2 separate regions of the Mus musculus genome follow, and region 1 is linked to region 2. Evidence: chromatin loops called from intact Hi-C (ENCODE). Cell type or tissue: left cerebral cortex. All regions are shown on one strand. Links, peaks and the distances in the headings refer to the core of each region. The heading gives the core; the rest is flanking DNA.

The links. Hi-C counts contacts between places; a loop is a spot of excess contacts. Peaks named below come from ENCODE experiments on the same cell type or tissue, not always from the same donor. Only the 100,000 strongest peaks of a DNase experiment are listed, where the experiment ranks them.
Region 1: a loop joins it to region 2, with 5 times the contacts of the local background. A loop is called at or near these places in 7 of 42 quality-filtered maps.

What each region holds. Positions count from the first base shown.
Region 1 is chr7:67,062,062-67,067,558 of GRCm38, forward strand. Adamts17 (a disintegrin-like and metallopeptidase (reprolysin type) with thrombospondin type 1 motif, 17) reads left to right here. Exons shown (of 23, transcript NM_001033877.4): 16 at 5-85. Among named protein-coding and RNA genes, the nearest start is that of 1700112J16Rik, 160 kb to the right of the region's middle. In left cerebral cortex, for the core only: no CTCF peak of the experiment used is centred there; DNase peaks (open chromatin) are centred at 2,760, 3,399 and 3,664; H3K27ac peaks cover 681 bases.
Region 2 is chr7:66,839,441-66,844,937 of GRCm38, forward strand. It overlaps Adamts17 (a disintegrin-like and metallopeptidase (reprolysin type) with thrombospondin type 1 motif, 17), which reads left to right and starts at 295. Exons shown (of 23, transcript NM_001033877.4): 1 at 295-471; 2 at 808-1,178. The coding sequence starts at 396. It overlaps Gm33627 (a long non-coding RNA gene), which reads right to left and starts at 351. Exons shown (of 4, transcript XR_391554.2): 1 at 267-351. In left cerebral cortex, for the core only: CTCF peaks have their summits at 1,202 and 2,728; DNase peaks (open chromatin) are centred at 164, 801, 1,212, 1,956 and 2 more places; H3K4me3 peaks cover 2,646 bases; H3K27ac peaks cover 2,194 bases.

The sequences.
Region 1 (5,497 bases), core at 135-5,134, 220 kb after region 2:
ACAGGTTATATCGAAGCGGTTGTCATTCCGGTTGGAGCTCGGCGGATCCGTGTGGTGGAAGACAAACCTGCTCACAGCTTCCTGGGTAAAACAAAACTCATTCAATCAAAGTTCTGCCCTCTGAGTTGATTCTTACGACTTACGGAGGCTTGTGGCTCCGACATTAAATCTTTCTTCCAGTTTTATATATGTGTGTGTGTGTGTGTGTGTGTGTGTGTATACATACACATACATATACATACATATATATATGGAGTGCATATATATATATATATATATGTGTATGTGTATATATATATATATGTGTGTGTGTGTGTGTGTGTGTGTGTGTGTGTGTATACCTGTACTCCCTATATACCGTCTCCCAGGTATAACCCTGGTGTTATAACTGCACGTTCATTAGAAAATCATATGTACCCAAAATGGACCAGACAGCACTTTTCACAGGAAGATCCAAGCTATGTTATGGGGGAGAATCCAGTTAGAATCATCACTTTTGGACAGGATGGAAAATAAAAATGTGGACAAATCCATGAGACACTGGGGATGTGTCCCTCCTGCAGAACCCAGGCAGTTATCCCAGGCAGCAGAGACCCATAGGCCACCCTTCAGTGAGCCCCTGCAGGCTGCCAAGGGCGCTGGACATGTTTCTTGCTGCAGAGAGAACAGTGGTCCTAAGCTGAGTGGGACACAGAACAGCACTGGCCCTAGCCAAGCCCTGGGGACCTAACTTCATAGTGACTGGCGAGCTGACTTCAAGCACAAACACTTACATAGCTCTAAAGGGTTGAATTGGATCCTGACTGGTGCTCTTTGCCCTCTGTAGAGGGACATATTCACTGAAACTCCTCCTAGCTAAAGGAGGTCCTCTGAGTGAATGATTCCAGTCTTGCTGTTAACCACCCAGCAAAGATCAGCCTGGTCCTTGAGCATCAGGAAGTAGGAGCACTGCACTGAACTCCTGAGTATTGTTTCCGCAGGCTTCAGGAGGAGAACACTCATTTCAGTTTCAAGGGCTGCTCTTTTCTTGGTTCAGTGGGACAGAGATGTTGTTACCCATATCCTTTGGTAAGCCAGAATCCCATGGTCCTTGTTCAGGTTAAGCTAGACATGGCTGATCTCTTCAGGGGCCCCTATCTCAGCCTCTGTCATGAGGTGTCCAGGGAGTGGGGGAGAGGCATAATTGCCAAGTGTTCAGGGTGAACCAGAATCACCCACGAAACCTTTTTATTTGAACTTTCAACACTGACAGAAAAAAAGAAATTGTGTCTTTGACCATGTTCCTACCATTTTAGGTTACACAAAAGTATCCATGCCATTCTTAGAAATGGTCACAGCTTGACTTAGCTCTGCTGAAACAGGCACAAAACTCATCTCTAGCAGGTGCATGTTAATCAAGACCACAGCACCATTACATAGAGCCTAAGATGATGACGATGGTGCTATTATAGAGCCTTCGGTAGCAGTGCTGTCCTTTCCATGGAGAAGACATTCCCAGGTATACTGCCCATCTGTCCCTGAAAGAGGCAAGGGTGTCCCAGCCCAGCCTACCAAGCTGGACCACCACATAGAACAGTGTTTATGAATGCTGCCTAAAACAAGCCTTATACTGCTTGGGGCAACTTTCTCAGAGTGGCAGTCCTCTGCTAAATTCCCAGAGATCCTGCCCCTTTCCACTTACATGAGAAAATGAGTCAACGTCTGCAGTGTTGACATCATTAGTCTTGTCTCTTAGTGTCACCTGCAAATTTACCTTCCCTGGCTGATGCTCTGAGAATGAATCCTTCTGCCGGGGAAGCATGTTTCTTTCCCAAGGGCACAGCATTGAGACTCCACAAGAGATCAAAGTCAGCTTTCACCATCACCTCACAAAATGATGAGCCCAGTAGTCTAAGAGCTCACCAAGCTCTAAGTGCACCATGCCAGTTCTTCCATAAAGCAGCAAAGTCCATCCTTGGATTCCCAAGATGCCCCAACAGCCATCTTCCCTGACCCATCTCCATGAGTCTGGGAGAAGTAATGAAGCCACCTCCATTTCTGCTCTTCTGCGGAGTGTAAGCATGGCAGAGGATGGAGCCAGAGTTAACAAATCCTAGGATATAAAGGAACTCGTCAATGAGACCCACATGATGGCTTGCTGTCACAGTTGGCCCTGACAGCTCTACCGTGGAGGCCTAGAGGCCCCATGTACAAAGGGAAGTAGTAACATCCACATTTGTGGTTCCCAGTCACTGGGCAGTGCAGCGCTTTAGAGACCTGAACACCCCAGTCCGCCACAGAGCATCACTCTGCTGGATTTGCAGATAGCAAGCAAAAGCCCCAGGGGGGCTTCCTTTCATGCCCAGCTCTGCACTCCACCTGAATCCATTTCAGTCTGGAGCCTCTCAGAATCTCCAGTGGAGTCTAATCAGGACCATCGGTCGACTGATGGAGATGACATTTCATTGTGTGTGACTGCCAGTCTGTATCCCAAGAGGATTGGCTTAAATGCCTGAATGACTTAGCTCCCCAGGAGCAGTGCCATGCCTCCGTGGGAGCTTGGAACCAGCTTTGGTCCCCTTATCTTACCCCAAATTCATAACCCAGTCATTCCAGCCCTGGCACACAGACAGGAGCAAGCCTGAAGGTGGTCCACGCTCCCTGGCTATGTTTCTAGAGTCAGCTCCAGCAGGCCGTGTTTCCACTCAGGGCTGGGTGCTTGGAAAGTCAACCCAGTTTCATTCTGAATTACTCTCACATTCGCTGGGAGCAGTTCCTGAAGAATTTCACCCCCGCCTACCTTCAGCCCACGCTGGCTGGCTTTCTGCTCAAAACCACCTGGAACAGGAAATGCCTCCAGTTTGTATCCATGGCTAAGAACAGAGCTGGCTGAACTCCTAGTGGAAATAAAAAAAAAAAAAAATTAAAAAAAAAGAAAGAAAAAAGAATCTGACACAGTGCCAGGAATAGAAGTGGGTTGACTGTGGGTCAAGTCTTCCAGTTGACTCCTGATGGGGAAGAACCGAAATGAACCCTCTGGCTTTCTGCGCCCCTCTGAGCCAGCAGAGAACAAGTAGGCAGGGAGGGAGAGCCTGCCCTTGCACGGCCACTGCTGACAAGGAGTGCCCCTTCTTGCTCTGTGGAACACCCACTTGCTATCTTCTCCGAGAGTACCTATAAGTCCCAAAATGGTGGGCAAACATCCACCTAGAAAAGGGCCCGAGCTGAGAATGGTTGGCTGTTCAGCATGTGGCATTATGCTGTGGGCTATGCAGAGATCTTGTCCTGTCACAGTGATCAAATTCTTTGTTCCTGTGGTACCCTGCAAAAAAGTCAGTCCCAACTATTCAACTATTGAAAGCATGTAAGTAAAATCCACAAAGCATGCTTTCCCCTCCAACCCCCACCCCTCTGGATCCTGGTTTAAAACATGCAGCCTCTGGCGCAGGCAGACGCAGCTTGAGAAATCTCCTCCACAAACCAGCACATTAGACCCTGCAGAAGGACTCAAACCACTGGCAGAATCCCGTCCTCTCTGCTTCGAACTGTTACTTGCCTGTAAATCAAAGTATGTGGGATCCTTTGGATGATGTTGCTGAGTCTTCTCTGAGTCCCCAAATCCTAGTGTTACCTGCAGACTGGTTGGTCTTGACATGCTTACAGACTAAGAGGGTTGGATGCCTGAGAGCTGAGCGGACAGCAGCTTCATTAAGAATATGGGCATGTCACATACATCGGCCTCAGGACACACTCCCTCACAGAGGAGCTACCACAAACCCTGCTTGGACCCACTCCCAGAAGTCAGGAGTCAAGTCAACCTAAGGGGACAAGAGTGACAACCCCGTGAAGTCACTGAATCACTAGGCTCCACCAGGAAGCTACCTGTTCACTGTCAGAAATGACCTTGATGTCCTAACACTGACCCAACACTGACCTCTCGCCCTTTGGAAAGGAATGTCAAGTGCTAAATTCTGCTTGTTCATTTTCTACATGGAATATGGAAACTTAGAAATTTTGTGTCCTGCTAGGTAACTCCCACCCAAGTAAGAAACGTTAAAAGCCATGCCCACACCTCAGGAAGCTCTTGCTTCAAATTCTTCCTGAACTGAGAAATCATGGCATATATATATATATATATATATATGTATGTATGTATGTATGTATGTATGTATATATACATACACGCGCGCGCGTGTGTGTGCACTACTATCCTGAGGACCCTGCTCAGATGAGCAGAGGGGCTCAGCAGCCAGGCCTCCACCGCCATCCTGACCACTACAGCTGCCGCTTCTACCCTGGCTCCCCTGGGATGGAGCAGCTGACGATAGTAACGATCCCCCAACCCTAAGCTTGGCTTTTCTCTTCTCTAGATGTACTTTCTCAGACCTCACCTCCCAGATGTTGGCCTATGGGTGTGGGCCAGGGTGATTTTGAGATCGTAATTTATAAGTCACTCAAAGCATCTTAGAAAAGGGGCCAGAGGCAGGTACACACAACACTGATGAGTGAGAGCCACCTGTGCAGGGGGTTGTTGGAGCAAAGCAGGATGGGAAAAGCAGCCTGGGAGTGTACACCAGGCCCGTTGCATGTCAGCGCTATGGAGCTCCTGTTGCTGAAGAACTCAGGTGACCCCGAGGAACTCATAAGAGCAGTTTTCTTCCTCCATCTGCCCTGTCCTTGCCATGACTAGTGTTTCTACAAGCTGGCCTCCTAAAGACTCAGTGACAATAAATCCAGTCCTTAGTCACTGGGCTTTTGGGCTTCAACTTCAGGTCCTGCTGAATTTAGGAGTCTCGAATGATGTGGCAGGAAACACTCTCGGAGGCTCTTTTCCATGTGGTGACAGATCAGGTTTACGTCTTTGGACAACACCTAGGAAGAAAGGCACTTCTCTCTGAGGTGAAAGGCAACCAAAGCCCAGAACTGGACATAGTCCCATATGACTAGAGGGGAAATATACTCTCGAGGGAAGCTCAGGAGACTGGGAGATGGGGGGACACTCCTTGAAGATGAAGAATCAGGATAAACAGCAAGTATACTAGGCAGTCAAGATGGCCACCTTGCAAGAAAGGCCAAGGCCCTGACCTCTGACTCCCAGCCCTCGCCTTGAGCTGGGAAGGGAGGCTGGTGAGTGAATGCAGAGTGAATGGGAGTTCCTGAGGAGAAGGGAAAACTGCCACCCAGATTCTCTCATCTGAGTGTGGCACATGGGTTCCAGCAGGGGCCCAGGCGTGGCTCTGGGTTGCACATGGAGAAGTTTTGTTCATCTCACTAGTTCCTGCTCACCAATGGCTATAAGTGCTCCAGAGTCCTCTACCATAGCCACAATGACAGTCAGCTTCCACCTCCTTTCTGTGACTTCACTCCATCTCTCACCCCGTTTCCCTAGCCAGACCTGTGGGAAAAGATAGCTGTCATCTTTACTGGCTCCCTTACCTTCCTGCCACAGGAGCTCTAATTGATACTGTGGCCTCCGTGGGTCTCAGTCCCCCAACCCTAAGCTTGGCTTTTCTCTTCT
Region 2 (5,497 bases), core at 144-5,143:
ATCTCCCAAATGTGAACAAACTGAAGACCAGGCTGGTGTCCTCCTGGCTGCTCCAAGATGCTGCAGCTGAGCCGGCTCGCGCCTGCCACCTGGTGTCACAGCCTACCTACTGCCTAGAAACCACGTGTAAGAAAGTGCTTACAACCTAACTACGCACGTTGGTTTCGACCGGCCCTAACCAATACGGACAGGGAAGGCGGGGCAGAGAAAAGCAAAAGCCCAATCACCGCCTACTTTCCAAGGAGAAGGTGGGGCTTAGTATTTACCATGTTGGGTTTGTCCGCAGCGCTAATTACTTTTTCCAAAGGCTGCAGGGCTGCACTCCGGTTGGCTTCGCCGCCTCGCGAGTCCCTGCTCTATCACTACAGTCTTGGGGGCTGCTGGTCCCAAGTACCATGTGTGACGGCACCCTGCTGCCCCCTCTCGTCCTGTCCTTGCTGCTGCTGGTGTGGGGGCTGGACCCGGGCACAGGTAGCGTTCCTAGCTCTCGCGGCCACCTTCCCGGTGCCTTCCCGAAGCATCCCGGCGCCCGGGTGCATAGGTGGACCGCTGACAGCATCCCCTGAGGAGGAGAGTGAAGGCCGCGGCCGGAGAACTGGTCTCTGGTTCCCTCTCGGCACGCGGATGGCGAGCTGACCCCCGGTGCGATCGAGTGGCTTCGCCAGCTTGGAGAGGCCCGGCTCGGGGAGGGAAGGGAGTGCGGGGTCACGGCTGCGCGATACCCACGGAGCCTTGCGAGTCAGCGCCGGAGCGGCCGGCAGCCCTGGTGGCCAGGCTGGTGCTGACGCGTGTCCTCTCTCCCCGCAGCTGTCGGCGACGCGGCGGCCGACGTGGAGGTGGTGCTCCCGAGGCGGCTGCGCCCCGAGGACGTGCACCTGCAGTTGCTGCCGGGAGCAGCGGGGCTCCGGCGGTGGCGGCGACCGCGAGCATCTCCAGGTGGCCATCGAGCAGGGCAAGGAGAGCGCGCCCTGCTACTGCACCTGCCGGCCTTTGGGCGCGACCTATACCTGCAGCTGCATCGCGACCTGCGTTTCCTGTCCCCAGGCTTCGAGGTGGAGGAGGCGGGTGTCTCGGGGCGCAGCGGACATCCTGCCGAGCTGTGCTTCTACTCCGGACGAGTCCTGGGCCACCCGGGCTCCCTCGTCTCCCTCAGCGCCTGCGGCGCCGCCGGCGGCCTGGTATTGCCCGCGCCCCCTATGGGTCTGCCTTGCCCAGTCTGTTACTTCTCCTGGGGTGGTCCCGCGGAGGGCTGGGCGGGAGAAGACCTACCTTCCCATCTCCTTCACTTGGCCCTTTCAGACTGTGCCTTCCTAGGAGAGAGAACACAGGGGAAGGCCTGTTATTGTCCTGGCTTCTGTTGTGTCCTGAACCTGGCCGAGGTGGGGTTGCATTGAGAAATTAGCTATAGCTCACCTAGAGGAAAGAATATGAACCTGTCGTTCCCACTCTGACAGCATCAGCACAGGTGTGTATGTTTTCTGCACGTTATGGGGAAGCTCTAAAGTGTTCATTCCCTGTCTAGGAATGGGGTATCTAAGCACTTCTCTTCTGTCCCTTGAGCCTTCTTACATTAGGAGGGGACCCCAGGCAGGCCATGGTTAGTCTCATTTTTGCTAGCTGAAAAGGTAAGACCAAGAGAGGAACTGTTGTCAGTATCTCTAGTGCCTTACTCTGCAGTAGGTATTTATTTATCTGGATGCTCCCTCGGTGAGAACTGTGCGGTGCTCACCTGTCCCAGGGGAAAGCCCTGCTCTTACTCTTTTTCTTCTCGAAGACCTTGCCTCGCCTTGTTGAGACACCTGTGACAAGTGCACGGAGAGGCACAGAAGTTTGGGGTGGTTTTGCTGTCTTTGTGCTCACACTTGAGCACTTGGCTACGTTGGTGCCCAGCCAAGTTCTTCTCTGCTTCTCCAGGGTGCCCCCAAGAAGAGCACGTGGCTGGCAGATGGTTTGCCCTCCCCACCCCCCAAAGCCTGGCATCACTCAGTTTACAATGTCTGTGCTGTTTCCCTACATTTGTCACAGCAGACCTCTGGGGTAGTGGGCCAGAGAAGCCACCCCTTCACTTGCTTTCTATCACCACCTACACAGCCAGGAGCACAGCGTGAAAGCCCAAGACTCCGAGATTTTGCTCGATACTTCTGCTTTCTTAGTACTGGGTCAGGGTTGGGGGACCTGTGGATGTAATTTCTGAGGAGCAGCCTAATTTTCAGGAATCTTTAAAGGTCTCATTTCAGGGTATGGGTTACTTTTGTTTAACTGGGAGACATTGGTAGTCTTGGCAAAAGAAGGCAAAGCAGATTGTGGTGGGGTCTGGTAGGTGTTATCGTTGAACGGGGGGACAAAGGGTGTGGGCTGTGGGCGAGGAGGCTTAAGTGGAGTGAGAAAGGCTCAGATCACTGTAGGACTCGGGTCAGCGCTGTATCATGTTCTGGGAGGGACTCAGAGGCCCACATCATTTCTCCCATTTTTTTGCCAAAGTGTTTCAAGTCTAGGTCACACCCCCGTACGGTGCATAGAAACATCTGAATCCCATTTGCTGCGGTTTCGTGAGTTTCTGGAGAGGTCAGAGTTTATACTTCTTGGTGTAAAGTTTCCAGCGAGGAGCTATCTGTGAAGGAGCCCAGGCTGGAAATCTGGAGAACATTGATGTAGAGTCCTCCCAGAGTGGCTGCTCAGCCTCCTCTCATGGCATCTGAGCCAACTTTTCAGGAAGACTGCGCTGCCCTTTGGCACCATGTGAGGGCGCTGTGCCTTAGAGAAAGGAACCCGGCCAAGACTCTTGAGTTCACCCCAGTTGCGGGTGGAATTCTAAGTCTTTAGATTTTTCAATTCCAGTTTGAGGAGACACTGCTGTTGTTTAGTCTGCCTTACTCATCCTGTTCGTGCAAGCTGCACATTGGACACTCTCCTCGAGTACACGTAGGCAGAGGCTGAGAGCGGGAGGGAAGAGACATGACTGGGAGCCGGTCTCTTAGCATAAGCTACTTGAGATTGGCCTGCACCCCACCTTTGGCTTGGTTGTCCACCCAGGTGGGTGGTAAGTTGTGCTAGGTCCCTTGACTAGGCCAGAAGCTCTCTGAAGTGTGCAGTTATGTGTGTGTTTGCCAGGATAGTCCCAGCTACCAGACATGGGTAGGGGCCATGGTCCAGAAGATAGCTCTTGTTAGCTATTGGGTGGGGGTATTCTGAAAGCCTTCTTGTCTCCAAAGACTAATGTTGTGCAGATATTAGCAGGCTTTTCCCAGAAAGTGAGTATTTTATACTTTATGAGCCATCTAGTCTCAGTCATGTCTCTCAGTGCTGCCCTTTTTGAGTGACAACACATATAGGAGGCATATAAATATGTGGGTGTGGCTCTGCTCAACCTCCTCTATCCTGGATGCTGGCTAGTATTTCGGCCGTTAGTATGTTTTGCCATGGCCAATGCCTACAAATGGCTGTGTCTTCAAGGGGCAGGACTAGTGTACACTCTGTCTGTCTTCCTTGCATTTGTGCAGTCTGTGCTCAGAGATGCTGGGAGTCTGTTTAAGGGGAGCTACAGTACCAGGACAGAGCACGGCTAAATTGTTTATAGGGCACAGAGTATAACTCACCCCCTTCCCCCGTGTTGGCAGCAGGCAGAGGTGTGGGCCTGTGGTGTTTCCCCTTCTCTGTCTTATCAGGAAGAGCTATGCCAGCTGCACTTTTTGGATCTTCAAAGACCCCAGGCCCAAGGATTAATTGACTTCTGTTTCTGCTGCTTCGTTTTATTTACATTTCACAGAGTCTTTAGATGTAGCGTAGTTTTGGAAGGATTCCTGTAACCATGGAATCCGAAAGCAATGAGCTTTAGGCTGGTGGAGAAGGTATCTCCTCTAATGAATTTACCCAAGCCTCCTGTGACTAGCATCGGGTGATGGAGGACCAGCAGAATTCCAAATTGAACTTCATGGATAGGCAGGGCAGTGGAGGCAGGGGAGGGAAGCTTCATTATCCAGCTATCTGTGGTTGGTCCGTTGCAGCAAAGGTTCTTCACGGCTTGTCTGAAGTGAGCAGGCAAAATGACTGTTTTAGGAATGGGGAAGGAAGGCTGAAGGCTGCTGTTGGGTCTGATGGACTCTTGAAACTCTGCAGATCTGACTCTGTTCACTCCATTGTGGTCAAGGATGTGGCCTGCAGGGGTACACTGTATGTGAGCTGTGGGGGCAGAGAGGATACCAAATTATTCTGGCTGTGGAATATTAAGTAGCCAGGCCTGTTTTCAAAGCCATCCCAGAAGGACCAAGAAGAATAGAGTGCCCCTAGGTATGCCTCTTCCGAAGTCACCTGCACAGCATGGTGTCTCCATCATGCAAACTAGACACTGAGTTTAGTTATCCTGGTGATCACCTTTGCTCTGGCTGGTCAGCAAAGAGAGCACCATTTGTGTGACTCCCCCATGGGCATGGGTAAGGGTGAACCTTTTACAATCTCTTGGAGCCATTAGAGAGTATGTGCTTTAGTTTTTAGGGGAGGAAGTGTGTGTGGATAGGGAAGGATGGGGACTGAGGCTTCTTAGCCAGTGAGTTCTCCAGCAGCAGCCGAGGTTACAAGAGAGAGTCTGGAGTGTTGTTCTAAGGAGGGCAGCTGGCAGTCACATGGCCCTTGGAATAAGGAGACGGGGTTGAGATGTTGGCCTTGCACTTTATGAGATAGCATTATCCAGCTGTCTGTGGCTGGTCTGTTATTAAATTGCCCAGTTTTCTAATGAAAACTCTCTTCATCAAGTACATCTGAGTAGGACTTAGTCTGGACAAAATTCTTAAAGAGTATGGTGACTTCTCTGAAGACATCAGATAGACTAAACTGTATCATTATCATTATGCAAGTTATCACTGTGTTGACATGGGCAGAATGAATTCATATCACTGAAGAGCTGGTCATGTAAAGCATGAATATGCTAGGAAATTCAGGGCACATTCTTAGGTCTTCGAAGAAGGGCAAGACTGCTGTGAAGTTTGAAGCCGAGGATGGACAAATTGACCAGAATTTGACCAGAAAACTCCAAGGGCTCTGGCCTCCTCTTGGGAGAGCATGCACACAGCCTTCAGTGTGACCTCTTCTCCTTTGACCTCTCTTCCCCTCCATGTTCTTTGTACTTCTAATTGTCCAGCTCAGGAGCTTCACCTACCTGCAGCTTCCCAGAACTTTCTAGAACCCCTTAGGATACCAGGCTCTGACTCCATTCTGAGCATGTTTGGGGTGGGGGTGGGGCTCAGATTTCTTTTTGGAATTCTGCCAAGTGGCATCATTTTTCTAGAAAGAAAAAACTCAAGGTGGGATGGTGATTCAGAGTCTTCTTAAACCGATTGCATTCTTATGTGCGCGTGCCTGTGTGTTTGTTCATGTGTGTCTATGTGTGTGTGTGTGGATATGTGTGGATGTATGGATGTATGTATATATGTATGTATGTATATGCATGCTGAGAGTACATGCCCTCCCCTTTACATAAGTTCTGAGAATCAAACTCAGGTCT